2 separate regions of the Homo sapiens genome follow, and region 2 is linked to region 1. A link is a contact called in ENCODE Hi-C data. All regions are on one chromosome and are shown on one strand. The core of a region is the stretch at or near the end of the contact, and the rest is flanking DNA. Distances in the headings are between cores, read along the strand shown. Region 1 overlaps HSPA4 (heat shock protein family A (Hsp70) member 4). Region 2 holds the start of TCF7 (transcription factor 7).

The links. A loop is a pair of places that touch in the nucleus more often than their neighbours do. Pooled maps may share reads with other maps.
Region 2: a pooled map shows a loop between it and region 1 (3-fold over the local background). The contact joins the promoter of TCF7 here to the enhancer-like site in region 1. A Hi-C loop is called at or near these places in 2 of 37 single-sample maps with no recorded cell type and 3 of 50 pooled maps.

Annotation. Positions count from the first base shown.
Region 1 is chr5:133,101,333-133,108,639 of GRCh38, reverse strand. HSPA4 (heat shock protein family A (Hsp70) member 4) reads right to left here. Exons shown (of 19, transcript NM_002154.4): 17 at 6,762-6,881; 18 at 4,614-4,775; 19 at 2,191-4,407. The coding sequence ends at 4,204. Among named protein-coding and RNA genes, the nearest start is that of HSPA4, 53 kb to the right of the region's middle. RefSeq lists an enhancer at 74-123. Within about 2 kb of position 2,704, at least 4 of the 41 ENCODE cell types and tissues checked have a DNase peak (open chromatin) inside an H3K27ac peak, as active enhancers do.
Region 2 is chr5:134,110,420-134,117,726 of GRCh38, reverse strand. It overlaps TCF7 (transcription factor 7), which reads right to left and starts at 3,046. Exons shown (of 10, transcript NM_003202.5): 1 at 2,572-3,046; 2 at 2,340-2,406; 3 at 1,694-1,818. The coding sequence starts at 2,820. It also overlaps a transcript of VDAC1 not described here. RefSeq lists silencers at 2,970-3,089, 7,175-7,274 and enhancers at 3,180-3,409, 7,005-7,054.

The sequences.
Region 1 (7,307 bases), core at 1,455-3,954:
CTTTCAAAGCTTTTACTTCCTCTTCCTAACACATCTCAACACAAGCCTTCATCCCGTCAATGAGGAACACGACTCCAGCCCCAAAAGCTTCCATCCACACCCACCTGGAGCTTCGATGTCTCAACCCCACCCAGGAAAACTTCTCAATCTAAACTCCCACCACATCTCCAATGACTCAAGACTAGAAGCTCCACATGTACAATCATATCCCGTATTCTAGGTTTGAAACCTTGGAGCCATTCTTCTTAAAACACACTTCTAGTTTTCTTAACATTATAAAATTCCTAAATGCTTTTATTAGTGACAGGAGGCGGTGGGGGGTAGGGGCTTGTCTCCCCATGTTGCCCAGGCTGGTCTTGAACTCCTGGACCCAAGAGATCCTCCCACTTTGGCTGGGATTACAGGCATGAGCCACCATGCCTGGCCCTAAATGCTTATTGTAGCAAACTCTGAAAACAGAAACAAGCAAAAATAAACAATCACCCACAATCCCACCCTAAAAACCACTTCATCTGGGAAAATCCTTCTGGCTTTTTTATTGCAAACCCATTTAATGTTCTTTCAAAACATGAGAGGCTATGTAGTTTTATAACCTACATTGTGTGTGTAAAAATGTAGGCCAGGCATGGTGGCTCACACCTGTAATCCTGGCACTTTGGGAGGCCAAGGTGGGCAGATCACAAGGTCAGGAGTTCGAGACCAGCCTGGCCAATACAGTGAAACCCTGTCTCTACTAAAAATACAAAAATTAGCAGTGCGTGGTGGCGCACGCCTCCAGTCCGTTACTCGGGAGGCTGAGGCAGAAGAATCACTTGAACCCGGGAGGCAGAGGTTGCAGTAAACCAAGATCCCGCCACTGCACTGCAGCCTGGGTGACAAAGCGAGACTCCATCTCAAAAAAAAAAAAAAAAAATACACACCTTTCTGTTAAAGCCACTTAAAATTATTGAAATAGATCAAGTGTACATGAGTACACTATCAAGTCAGATCAAAAAACAAGCATCACCAAGCCTCACATCATGTTGTCACTACTCCACAAAGAGTAACTACTATCCCAACTTCTAAAGCATGGTTTTCAGCTGGAACCATGCTTACATCTTCCCTCTTCCTGCAGGTACCAAAACCAGCAATTTTCCCCTTCATTTGGCTGTCCCCTCAAAGGTGGACTAAGTCCCACTACCTCCAACAACCCCCAGGCCCCCTGTGCCCCTGCAAAGCAGCTCCCACTGCCCCACAACAGAACCCTGATCTCTCAGGCCCCCACCTTTTAAGGAGACAGGGTATCACTTTATCACCCAGGCTGGAGTTGCAATAGCACAATCTCAGTTCACTGCAGCTTTGACCACCTGGGCTCAAGTGATCCTCCTGCCTCAGCCCCCCAAGTATCTGGAATCACAGGTGCACACCACCACACCCAGCTATCTCAGCTCTTTCTACCACATCTAACAATTCCCCTACAGAAACCACTTACATGCTCAGGAGGAAACCAAACCTACTAGACACACGTTTCTCAGACACGTGGCTACAATAGGCCCTGGGTAGGCCCTGGCAGGTAAGCTGCTCCTACAGCCAGAGGACTAGGACTGTGCAAGGGGCATGACCCAGGGAACAAGACCCCTGACCCCTCCTCGTCTAGACCCATGCCTTATCCAGTTAAGGTCTTTTTCACTGGCTTAGTGCCCTTTAAACACCCATCACCACCACATACATACACCAACACACATTCCACGCAGCCACACCACACATCCAGTGGCGCCAACTATTCTAGCACACTCTGGACCGCGCTGTTCTTTGGCCAGGTGTAAGTCCTAGCACTTACCTTTATGCCATAACCCCCGCCTTCTGCTAACAAAACCCTCAAAGTAAGGCCCAGTCACAGGAGCAAGACAAGGATTCCTAACACCAAAGGAACTGGGCCAAGACTCAACTGGAGAGTTTGAGTACAGAAAAATTAGGCAACATTTTCTCACAAAGTAGGCAGTGTGCTTCAGCTGTCACTCTTCAGACTGGAAGTCTTCAACGGATGTTAAGTGAAATTTAGCTCAGAGGGTTCCTACTCCTAGAGAACATTTTTATTGAAAACACACCCCCCGCCCCCACCCCACACACACATACACACAGACACACACACATACACACACACCCCCACACACACACCCAGCAGCCTTCATTATGGAATTAAGGAAACCATTCAAGTTTAAGACAGGTTTATTTTATTAGTTTTTCCTAAACTTGTCTCATGTTTACTGAATGATTTTCTTAGTGTAAGAACGTGACCTGGAGCTTTAACAAATCAGTTTGGATAACGCAACCTGGATAAATGCTTGTCTGTACACAAGCCATCAATTACCACTCTCTGTCCTGGCCTCCATGAAAATCCAATTGGTCTTAAAGCCTGTCTAAGCAGAGAGCAAGCAGACCACATCATCGTGTTTCAACTTGAAATTCACCCCCATCCCAGCACCCACACCCTTCCCCACACACACACACACACACACCAAAAAAAAAAAAAAAAAAAAAAAAAAAAAAAAAAAAAATTTTTTTTTTTTTAAGAAGAAATGGCCATTACGGTCTGGGCCAGTTGTAAAGGGTTGGCTTAATCCTGCAGCCAGCACTTTTAAAATAGCTACTGGCTTCACAGCAGGCCAGCTGGAACTCTTGAAGCATGACAGGTAGAGAACAGAGGATGTGCTAAGAACCTGGCCTTGTTGTGGTGCCTCGAGGCCTCCATGCATGCTTACACACCAACATAAGTATACTTTCCCCTTCCTCCTCCTAAGCAATTGTTCTCCATTGCACTTTAGAGCCTGTAACACTCAAACTTTTCAATGTTATCTAGAGATGGACAAACGCTTAATTCTAACTATGCAAGATAGCATCTTATTTCTAACAACATAGGCCAAAAGTAACAGAGAGGCACTCTGTTATACAGAATATCAATTTTTACAAAGATTCAAAACATTACCAACAAGCCCTGTAACAGTTTCTTAAAGCAGGTACCAACTCTGGCCTCAAACACAGGCTTCCCTTGGAGTTTCCAAAATGCCTCACTCCTGTCAACACTGCCCCAAAAAGCAGTCAGAGGAATGCTTTGGTATACCTGACATTGGCCACACAGTTAAGAATGAGGTGTTGTTATAACATCAGGCACCACACTTCTTTAACACTAATTTCAGACTCATCCAGTACAATCCAGTGTATCTTAGTTTTTTTTGCATCATCTGTCAGCTGCTTAACACGTACAAATTGGCAGGTTCATGACAGATATTAACACTTAACACACAAGTGATTGTGAATGAGCTAAAAAGAACTTTTAACTCTTGTTCTAGGAGTTCAAGCTATACCTCAAAATTATACAGAACATCTCCCACCTGAATAAACAGGCCAGGATACAAATCTTTACACCAAAATTAACAAGGATTTAATTCCTCAGTTAAATTTACCATGGCTATATCCAACAGTATATCTACCCAATTCTAATCTTCTGAAAATTATTTAGACCTTGATGCTTGGGGTATTCATGAACATACTTTCAGGAAGAGCCTCCAGGTTTAAAGCCCTCAGTTAACAACTTACTCTAGGCAAGGGGGTCTATTTTCCCAAGAGAAGTACATGGCATTTATAATGGGAGCCCTTTTATTGGGAGAGAGGGAAGAGAACACAGGTGAGGGTGAAGGTGAAATATGAAGAAGCTCAGAGCACACCTTTGTTCCTCTGCCGTGTTAATCCATGCCGTGCCATGCTCCAGCCCTCACAAAGAGGGGGACCCCATCCCCACACCAGGCAGGGAGCATTTAAAGCAATCTCCACAACAGATTTTTAAAGCATAATTAGAGCTCCTGCCATGTAAGTCATAATGAAAAGTCTGCTGGATAGCTAGAGCTGTAGCTATAGCTCAACTTTCCAAAACAAACTTATTCTTGTAGACACATGGTTAAACATAAAGGAGTGAAGCATAAGCTCAGTAAGACTAACTGGGCTTCTAAATAGTACCATTATGAAAAAGATACAATGCACTTAATTTCTGTATCTAACTATTTAGAAGTGAAAATGCTCCATACATTACCTATTTCCCCTCCCCGAAAATCCCCTAAAAACTGACTAAGAAATCTTCAGTATTCACTTGCGCTAGTTGATATTTAGAACAAAGTTGACAACTTAAAGCTTTATAATAGTCTGTTTTAATAGAAACAAGTGTTGGAATCAATCAATGTCCATTTCAGGAAGCTTCTTGTCTGAATCCGAAGGCACAGCTGTGTCTGTACCCTGCTCAGCAGCCTGGGGGCCTGGGTTGTCTCCTTGTCCATCCACTGGTCCATTCTGCTCTGCATTTTTTTGTTCCTCTTTTGGAGGTTCCACTTTGGGTTTGGGCTTTGAAATTATAGGGCTACAAGTACTTGTCAGCTCCTGGAATGGGTAAGACAGAAAACTGGTTTCTTATAAAATTAACAAATTTTACAAGCCATGCTAAACCCAAATCCGCCCTCTCCCACCACCCAATCCTCAACCTAGAAGCTAAAACACTATAATAAAGTTCCCTCCTAAGTGTCACTTGAGGACTATTAATAATAAGGCTGTCAAGAAAAGACTATTAAAAAAAAGTCTTAAATTACCTTAATTTTAGCTTCAATCTCTTTTGACTTGACAACTGGATCCATGGTCAAACTCTGCTTGTTCTGCAGATTTAGCTTGTTATTCATCCACTCCATTGCTTCATTTGTGCTTTTTTCTACCTTTGTCATGTCAGCAGCATCCAAATGATCATACTGGTCCTCCTGCAACCAGGAGACAGTCAAACAAGTGCTAAAAGTGTGATACCCTCCCTCCCCGCAACTACTGTCTAGTTTCTGCCATTTTTCAAAAACTTATAATCTTTCAAAAAATAAAGCATATTTAGCCTCACAATCTGAACAGAATTATTCAAAAGAAACCTAACCACAATTTTTGAATACACTCAGGATAGATTTAAATTTTAAAGGTCAAGAAAATTCATAAGGTATCAATTAAAAGGCTTCAACAAGATAAACAGCAGCACCCGATTTATACAAAATCTTAGGAAGATAATTTCACAATGCAAAAAAATTACATTAGATATGAGAGCTGAAGTTTCAGCATGCTAGTTCGGAACCAAAACTATAATGAATACTATTTTTAAAAGAAGGCCTTTGACGTGAACCCAGGAGGCGGAGCTTGCAGTGAGCCGAGATCACACCACTGCACTCCAGCCTGGGCAACAGAGCGAGACTACATCTCAAAAAAAAAAAAGAAGAAGAAGGCCTTTCGGGCTAGGCGTGGTGGCTCACGCTCGTAATCTTAGCACTATGGGAGGCTGAGGCAGGAGGATCGCTTAAGCTCATGACTTCAAGACCTGGACAACACAATGAGCCCATCTCCACAAAAAATACAAAAATTAGCCAGGCATGAGGGCCATGTGCCTATAGTCCCAGCTACTCAGGAGGCTGAGACAGGACAGTCACTTGAGCCCAGGAGGTTGAGGATGCAGTGAACTACGATCACACCACTGCACTAGAGCATGGGCAACAGACTGAGACCCTGTCTCACAAAAAAGAAGGAGGAAAAAAAAACAAAAAAAGGAGGGGCCTGATGGCTAATGCCTATAATCCTAGCACTTTGGGAGGTTGAGGTGGGTGGATCATTTGAGCTAAGAAGTTCAAGACCAGCCTGGGTAACATGGTGAAATGCCATCTCAAAAAAAAAAAAAAAAAGACAACCCTAGTTGGGTGTGGTGGTACGTGCCTATAGTCCCAGCTACTTAGAAAGTAGCTGAGGCAGGAGAACTGCTTGAGTCAGAGAGATTGAGGCTGCAGTGAGCCGAGATTTCACCACTGCACCCCAGCCTGGGTGACAAAGTGAGAACTTGTCAAAACACAAAAACAAACAAACAAACAAAAACCCACAAAAGCTCAATTTATCATTCAAAGTTTCTTACACTAACAATATGTCAAGAACCTGGGGTATAATGGAGGAACTTTATACTCCAAAGTCTGAACTTTGGAGTCAGACTTCTGGCTAAATGACAGTTCTCCCAATTTAGTGACCCTGAATGTTGCTTAAGGAAAGTGAGGCTTCAATAAGTTGGAATTTATCTATAAATGTTGATACCACCCCCTACCTTATAAAGGTACTGTGTGGATAATTACTGGCCTCAGGTGTTAGAAAGACCAGGATAGTGCATGTTAAGTCAAACACCAACGAAAAGGAAACTGAACAACACTGTTCAATTCCAGATTCCACCTATTAAAGAGATACAGCAAATCCTATGGTTCTTATTAAGACGCTATAAAACATTACACATTACATTAATATCCAAAATAAAAAGTGCTATTAAACAAGTTAATGAGAACAAGAGAAAAAAATGCTATGTAAATGCCTCAGAAGTTAACTTTACGGCCGGGAGCAGTGGCTCACGCCTGTAATACCAGCCAGCACTTTGGGAGGCCAAGGCAGGTGGATCACTTGAGGTCAGGAGTTCGAGACCAGCCTGGCCAACATGGCAAAACTCCATCTCTACTAAAAATACAAAAATAAGCTGGGCGTGGTGGTGCACGCCTGTAATCCCAGCTACTCGGGAAGCTGAGGCAGGAGAATTGCTTAAACCCAGGAGGTGGAGGTTGCACTGAGCCGAGATTGTACCACTGTACTCCAGCCTGGGCAACAGAGCAAGACTCCGTCTCAAAAAAAAAAAAAAAAAAAAAAAGTTAACTTTACTAAAATAAGAGTAGGACAAAGAAAAAAGTTACCTTGTTTTTGAAAGAGCTGATTATTTTCATATACTGTTGGATCTGTTTCCCTAGTTCTTCAAATAATTTTGGTCGTTCTTCAGATTCCTGGAAACGTATCTTAATAGGTTGACCTAGATTCTTAACAGAAGAATACACAGTCTTCATACGGCAGTTCAACGATCCAGAGTACTGATTCCACTAAAACTAGTGATAAAGTACATTTAATCTCCGTGTGCTATATATAAGAAGTTAAATATATTTCTCCAGGCCTTTGGAAATATGAAGCTACTTCAGGAGGGGAATGAAACTATACCTCAACACTGATCCATCTGGAATCGCTTCAATTTGTCACCTGAGCCCTCAAAACACAGCAGGGAGACCACCAAAAATTAGGTGCCTCCTAATGGAGATACACAGTACTAAATATAAAGTATACTTGCCAAAAATAAAAAATGTTTTAATTTAAAATCTTAAACATCTGAATCTGATGGAGCCTCTAAATGTAACCATCAATTTAACAAATAATGTTAAATACCACCAGGGAGGTGAAAATCAGCAAAATCC
Region 2 (7,307 bases), core at 1,797-4,296, 1.0 Mb before region 1:
GGCCAGTGGTGGTGTGCCTCCTCCACTGTCCTGTTAGAGCCTACTCTTGACCCATGTGGCCCAAAGGACACCAAATGGTCCCATCACCCATACCCTGACAGCAGAACGAAGCCCTCCCTGCTCCAGATACTCTCCCAGCACTTGCCCACACCATGAGATGACCTCCGAAAGGAAGCCTTTTCCCTGTGCTGCTGTGGAGCCCCGGGAGGCTGGAGTAGAGCCTTGGGCCTAGGCCTTTTGTCTAATCATGGTTCCACGGTGACCCCAGCCCCTATGCAAGTGGCACACCTGTTGGAAGTTTGGCACTGGTGGGTTATGTCAACCTAGTCCCAAATCTAAGGGTTTATTTACATCTTGTAGGGATCCAAAACGCATCTTTGTTAAGCATGGGCTCACACAGGGTGAGTTCTCTGGATGTAGTCACTACATCAGCGGGGGAATGCTGGGGGGCACACCCCCCATCTCACAGACTTGGAAGGAAGTGAACCACCTCATATACCAAGCCACCCCAGAGCAGAAAGTCGGATACAGAGACTACTCGAAAAACATACTCATTTTACAGATAAGGGCCCAAAGGGCAAGGAGCTCATTTCTAGAGCTAGCCATAGAATAGGCTTTCCAGCCTAGGCTTCTGGAAAGAAGCCTATATGTCTTCTCATTCCCACTGGCTTGGCATGCAGCAGCTCTCAGAACCACCCTCTTCACTCCTGGTCTGAAATAGCCTAGCACTTAACTCTCCTCCCTCTGGTGACCCCACTGTAGCCATGCGAGCCTCCAGCCTGCCAGCCCCACCTGCACTGGGCTTACATTCACACCCAACACTCACTTACCACAGTCCTCCAAACCTTCCACGTACCTTCACCCCAACTTGGACCAACTGAGGAGAGTGTGAAACACGAATAGGAATTTCTTTAAAAGCGCAGCTGTACTGCTCCAAAACACTCAGAATAGGCTCTTCACACTTTAGGTCATCTGTACCAATGGGCATGGTTTGTAAAGATCATGAAATCTTTTCAAAGCACTGGGACTTAAAAATATTTAATTCACGAATTAATTAAACTGGTCCCTTCTCAACATCACTGATTTGTAGCACCTTTGCCAACCCTTCCTGGTATGTCTGAGACCAAGCCAGTTTCCTAAGAACCCACTTTCCACACATGGTGTTCAGGGTCCTTCTTTGGCAACGGTACACTCACGCCCGTCAGGACACAGCCGACCGAACACAGCACGTTTCTCCTGCACAACCAGGGGACCTGAACAGATCAGCTTTCCTGCCCATTCCTCCAAGCGCCAAGGAGGCTCAGGGTTTCCTGGGCTAGTTAGAAAGTTAATTGCAAAGCTCTGAGCTCAGATCAGAGCAGCGAGGAGCAAGGGTGGTCTCGGCTCAAAAGTTCTCTAAGAAGACCCCACCCTGGCATCACCCAGCACCAGGACAGAGCCTGCACCTGCTTATGAGCAAGCTGGGAAGACAAAAGCCAAGAGGCAGAGGGCAGGGGGGTGCCCCAGGGCGGCCCCTCCTTCCTTCAGCAAAGTTCTCCTTTTGGTTCAGATCCCACCGGGTGTGTATGGGAGAAAAGACCAGCACAGGAGTCTCGTCTATTTTGTTCCAGGCAGAAGTCTCTTGCCGGTGCCTCACCTACCTGGTCAAGGAGGCTGCAAGCACAGGGCGGCACTGGCTGCGGGGTCCACTTACCAGCGGGGGCTGCGGCTGGGGGTGCTGCCCTGCTCCCGAGGGGGGTGGGTAATGCATGAGCAGATTGAAGGCGGAGTAGACGGTCTCTTTGTACATGCCGCTGGTGCACTCCGGGGCCTTCAGGCCTGGAAAAACCACAGCTGGGTCAGACACACCAGCCCTGGCAGCGGCTGGGACTGAAGGCTGTCTGCTCTTGAGAGAAAAAGAATTGCCAAGGGGTCCCCTGCAAGTTCCTGACTTGGGAAGGAACGGGCTGGGAGTATCGGCAGTGCCAAGTTTTAGGGGAAGGACCTGGAGGGCAGGCCTCCCCGAGGTGGCCCCTACTTGACCTCCCACCCCCCGCCCTCCAACCAAGAAACCTTGGCCAATTCTGTCTCCTGAAGGCGGCGGATTAGTCAGTCACCTGGGCAGGAGGGGAGGCGGGGATGGCGGGGGTCTGTTTACTCCTATAAAGGTCAGGGCACCGGAAGTGACTCGACCCGGCGGCGCCCGGGAAGCCCGCCCCCCACTCTCCACCCCTGGGTTCTGCCGCCTCCTGAGCTGCGGTGGGGGAGGCACCCGGCTCCCCGCGGTCCTTGGCGTCCCCGTCCCACCGAGGCCAGGGCCTGAGCGCGACGAAGGGAAGCCGGGCCGGGCAGAAACTCACCGTCCTCCAGGGGCTCTGGAAGTTTGTCCGGGAAGAGTCTCTGCGCAGCGTGTTCCCGCCCGAGAGCCTGGAGGGAGAACCGGAGGGGAGTGAGGGGCGGTGGGACCGCGGGGGTCGGGGCCGACGCCGGGGCAGGGACGCTCTGCGCGCTGGAGACCCCGAGGGCCGCGCGCAACTGGGGCGGCGCGGCGCGGCGACCGCGGGGGAGGAGCCGGCGCCGGCGGGGGCTCACCTCGGCCTCGCCGCGGGCCCCGGCGCCGGCCCCCGGGACCCCCGGGATCCCTGCGCCGCCGGCCGCGCCCTCGGACTCGTTCACGAGCGACGACTTGAGCTCGGCCAGGTCGCGCTCGGGACCGGCGGCGCTGTCGCGGCTCTTGTCGTCCTGCTCCTCGCCTTCATCCTGGAAGGCCAGCAGCTCGTCCGGCGCGCCGAGGTCGTCGCCGCCGCCCGCGCCGCCCCCGCCGGAGTCCAGCTGCGGCATGGTGCGCTCCGCCCGCCGGGGCGCGGGGCGCTGGGCGCCGGGAGTGCGGGGCGCGGAGCCGGCCCGGGGGGCGGCGAGCCCGGAGTCCGAACCTCCGAGCTCGGATCGCGGCGGGCGGAGCGCGGGCTGACTCCGCCTGGGCGGGCTGCAGGCGCGGGCTAGGGCGCGGGGCAGAGCGGCTCCGCGAGCTGGCGGGTCGGAACATCAAAGGCGCCGCCGGCCGAGTGCCGGGGGCGGGGCGGGCACTGGGGGCGGGCCGGGCCGGGGGCGGGACACAGGTCCGCCCCGCCTCTCCTCTCCCGGGAGAGGCCGGGACGCGCCCACTCGGCATAGCCTTAAAGGGCTCGCTCTTCCGGAGCGCACCCTGAGAGAGACGTCGGACAAGCCTGGGAATGATCACCCTTCTCCCGAAACGCAGAGACTCTAACGGGAACTCCTGACCCCGCTTACTCACCTACAACCAGATATTCCCCCTGCTTTCTGCGCCCAGGTTTCTCCTCCGGCTGTGGAGGGCGGGGGTCCCCTAGGCCCTTGGGACTTGGGCGTGGCTTACCATCGCAGCCGTGGTGTGAACTGTATCGTGCCCAGGCTCCAATGCGCCCTGTGCTTTGAACTGGGGGCTTCCTAGGGCTTGAGGCTGCTTGAGGCTGTGCTCGTACCCCAGGGAACCGGCAGCGTTGGAACTCCGCGGCGCTGTTGCGGCTCTTGCCCCATCCTCCATCCCTGTGCCAATCAGGGACTTCCTTCTAGGCCGCCTGCATACAGTGCGAACATAAGTATACCCCCCTTCGCACATTTATTGAGCTCCTGTTGCGTGCAGAGCTTATACATCACACATCTGTGACGGGCCCCTCAGTCAGGCGACGGCTCCGAGCCGCGAACACAGCCAAGAGCACCGGACCTCAGCCGATCCTCCAAGTCCCAGCCCCTATGACTCTCCCAACTCGGTTCCGTGACTAGAACCTGCAGCCCGGAGACTCGGAACTTTGGGCAGCCACGTGGGCGCGGGATTCCGACATGGGTCGCTCGTCCACAGCAACTCAACCCTAGAAGTCGCATTTAGGGAGCCCATGACTCTGAAGTTGACCCTGGCCTGACTAACCCTCTAACCCTCGCTCGATCCAGGCTGAAACATCTAGATTTGCGGAGCGCGGGAAAGTGCCTGGATTCCAGCGCATCTGTATGGCACCCGGGTCTGCGTCCACGCGGGCCTCCACGGCGCGCTTGGCCTGGCTCAGCCCCTGCATCTACAAAAGACGCCGGTCCTTTGGATCGCGATGCAGTCAACAGCAGCTCCCCTAGCAGGTTTCTGTGCTGGGTTCACTGTAGACGCTCACGCCTCTTCTGAGAGCAGTTGGGATAGAGGGTATTTGGGGGAGGGCCGGGTATTGGACGCCTCTCCCTCTGAGGGCCCCACAGGACCCCTGGCAGCGGTGCAAAGCCGGGCCGGAAGACAGCCGTGCCTCCCTCCGGGTCCAGGCCCAGCGTGGCTGGCTGTGGATCAAAGAGCTAGGCCATGCTTCCCTGTGTTCAGATCCTATCTGTGCCCGCCCAGCCGGGTGTCTCGGACACCAGCCCCCACACCCCCCTCCCCCGCCACCTCCGGGCTAGGGTGCCCACTTTTCCTCCTTTCCCCAGGCTGGGGCTGGGGGGTGGCATGGGCACGAGTGCTCAGCTTGGTGATGGAGATGAGGGGGACCCTGCCCATTAGGTCTCCCCAGCCTCTTCCCAGGGTGGGCTTGCCGCTTAGTCTCGCCTCATCTGCTCCGGATTGGCGGGGAAGGGGGGGCTCGGCCCTGCCCGGAGGGGAGAGGTACAGGGACGGGAGTTCAGAGCCTCCGCCACCTCAACTCCTGAGGTTATAGGTAGGGTCTGGCATAGGGTGAGCCTCCTCTGGGACAGCTGAAAGGGAATCCGGATCTGCCCAACCCAATGGCTTTAGGGGTCCTCATGTGTTTGTAGGGAACCCTGGTTCAGCAGGAACGTCCTCCAGAATAGCTGTCCCCAGACCCATGAGTTCCACCGACACAGATCAGTGGAGGCTGAAGTGTTCTCCAGTCCTTGGAGAAAGGAGAAAAGTCACAACAACAGTGAGGTTCTTTTTGTTTTGTTTTGTTTTCTCAATAAGGTTAAAACTTTCCAGCTTCGTATTAGCCTTTAATCAAGGATTATGCCCTTACTGCTTTATTGGTGTGAAAACATCCTTTCTTTACTAAAATGGTGGTGGGACAAGTGTTTTTTTTCATGTCTTTATTTGGTGAAAGAACATAAGGAACATTTTTTTCCCCATCTGTTAACTCCCCCACCCTCAAGTTTCTTTGGACATTTTATAGTCTGGGAACAACTGTCCTATGGGGTCATAGCTCCAACTCCCCACCCTGCTGGCTGGAACCAGAGGAGAGGGTGGGTGAGTAGGGAGAGTGGGACTGTGAGGAGGCGTGAGGGAGAGAAGGGCTGAGTCACAGGCATCCACAGCCACACTGAAATCAGTCTGAAGGCTTGCTAAGGGATCATCTACTGTGTACCTAGCCCTGGCTTGGGCTGTGGAGAGGGAAGGGCTAGAGGTGTCTGCCTTCCAGGAGCCATTGGCTGCTTTGAGAAGCTGAAGAGTTATTAGAGCCGATTTAGGTGCTAGAGTAGTCTATACAGGTAATGGACAGAAAGAGCTCAGATATGGTGAGATCAATGTGGACTAGAGTAGTCAGGGTGGCTTCCTGAAGGAGGTAGATTTCATGTGGGCCTGGATGGCTTAGGAGGGTTTGGAAAGCTGGAAAGGAACAAGAGCTCTGATTTGTTCCCCAGAAGTTGGTGCGGCCCCACAGGAGTCCCTGGTCTAGTCAGCACTGATTCCTTCACCATCGTCTACACAACGACCAACCTCATATACTGAGTGATTACTATGTGCCAGGCATCCTGTCAAGAGCTTCACACACATTATCTCATTTAATCATCACACCAACCCTGTGACATAGGGACTCGTATCCCCATTTGACTAATGAGGAAACTGAAGCTCAGAGAGATGAAGTCACCTAAGTTCTCACAGCTTGAAAATGAAGGTGTCAGAATTTGAAACCCAGGCAGTCTGACTCCTGAGCCCACATCCTAACTATCACACTCTAGTGTTCCATTATAAAATTCCAGAGGGAGTCCTTATTTGCCTTGTGGTCTTGGCAGACAAATGCTGACAAATAAGCTGTCACTAATATGGAGCCCTGACTTTCTGGGTGGCTCATGTTGCATGAAGGGGGCCATCAACAGGATTAGGGAATCATCTTGGTGGTCTGTATAGGGGGCCCAAGACCTTTGCTGGCAGAGAGGGCCTAGAATCTCTCCCTTGAACCAGACAGATCTCAGTGTGTACCATCTCTCTGCTGAGCCCACCCGAGGCCACCTGTTCTGGGAATTGGCTCAGATCACATACACAGATGATAGACACTGGGGTTCTTCCACAGGGTAGTGAGTGCAATCTGCTGTGGTTGCCCCCCTGGAGGTGACCGGGGAGTTTCAGGACCAGGACCAGCTGCAAGGAGGCCCCAGAGTCTTCTGGATTCATCCAGACCAGGCCAGGGCTGGTGATTTAATAAGGCTTCATCTTCACGCAAATGAGCTTGCACTAGTCAGATGCTGGAAACAGGACTAAGTCAGGACTCCCAAGGCTTGAGGGTTGTTGGAGCAGATGAGCTCCAGCTTTAGATTTGGGCAGTCTTAAGTTTCCATCTCTGCCGTGCCACTTACTAGCTGTGGGACCCCAGGCAGATTGCTGACCCTCTCTGAGCCTCAGTCTCCCCATAGGTTAAATGGATGTCATACGCAGGCCTGCCCTGCTCTGTTGGAGTGCAGTCGAGATGAACCACTGTACCCTAGTGAAGAGCTTAGAACAGCAGCCTGGTGCATTCCAAGTGTCTAATGGGTGCTCTTGAACGAGATATTTTTCGGAAGTTGTTAGGCTAATTGGCTCTTCATGTAACGTCATGTAAATCATCTGAATGTTCTCATGGCCTGAGCCCACTTAATCATGGCTAGAGCTGAAAATATACATTTCCTTTCCTTTTCTTTCAAGCTCCTTTAACATGAAAGGCCCACGTGAACTCTGACCTTTTCTGACAGGGAGACCCTTGAAATGTGGCATTTCCAGAAAACGTCTCAAAGGAGCCCCAGATGGATTTAGTAAATTACAGCAAGGAGAGGTTGTGAGCGGCGTCTCTTCCTGCTCACCAGCCCGCCTGGCATCCTGTTGGGGCTTGCCCAAAGCCGCCGGGAGGCTGGGCTGCTGGCTCTCGGCAGGAGCACTTCCCATGGAGCATCCTCTCAGGGCAAAACCCGGTTACAGGTCCTAGAGGTAGACTGTGGTTTGTTACTAGAAACACGGTTTGCTTTCTGGAAACTCTGTGTAGTTTCACTGTTTGTTGGGGCGTGTGTGTCCATGTGTGTGCATGTAGGTGGTTGTGACCTACAGAAAGGCAAGCACACACAATTGCTGGGATGCT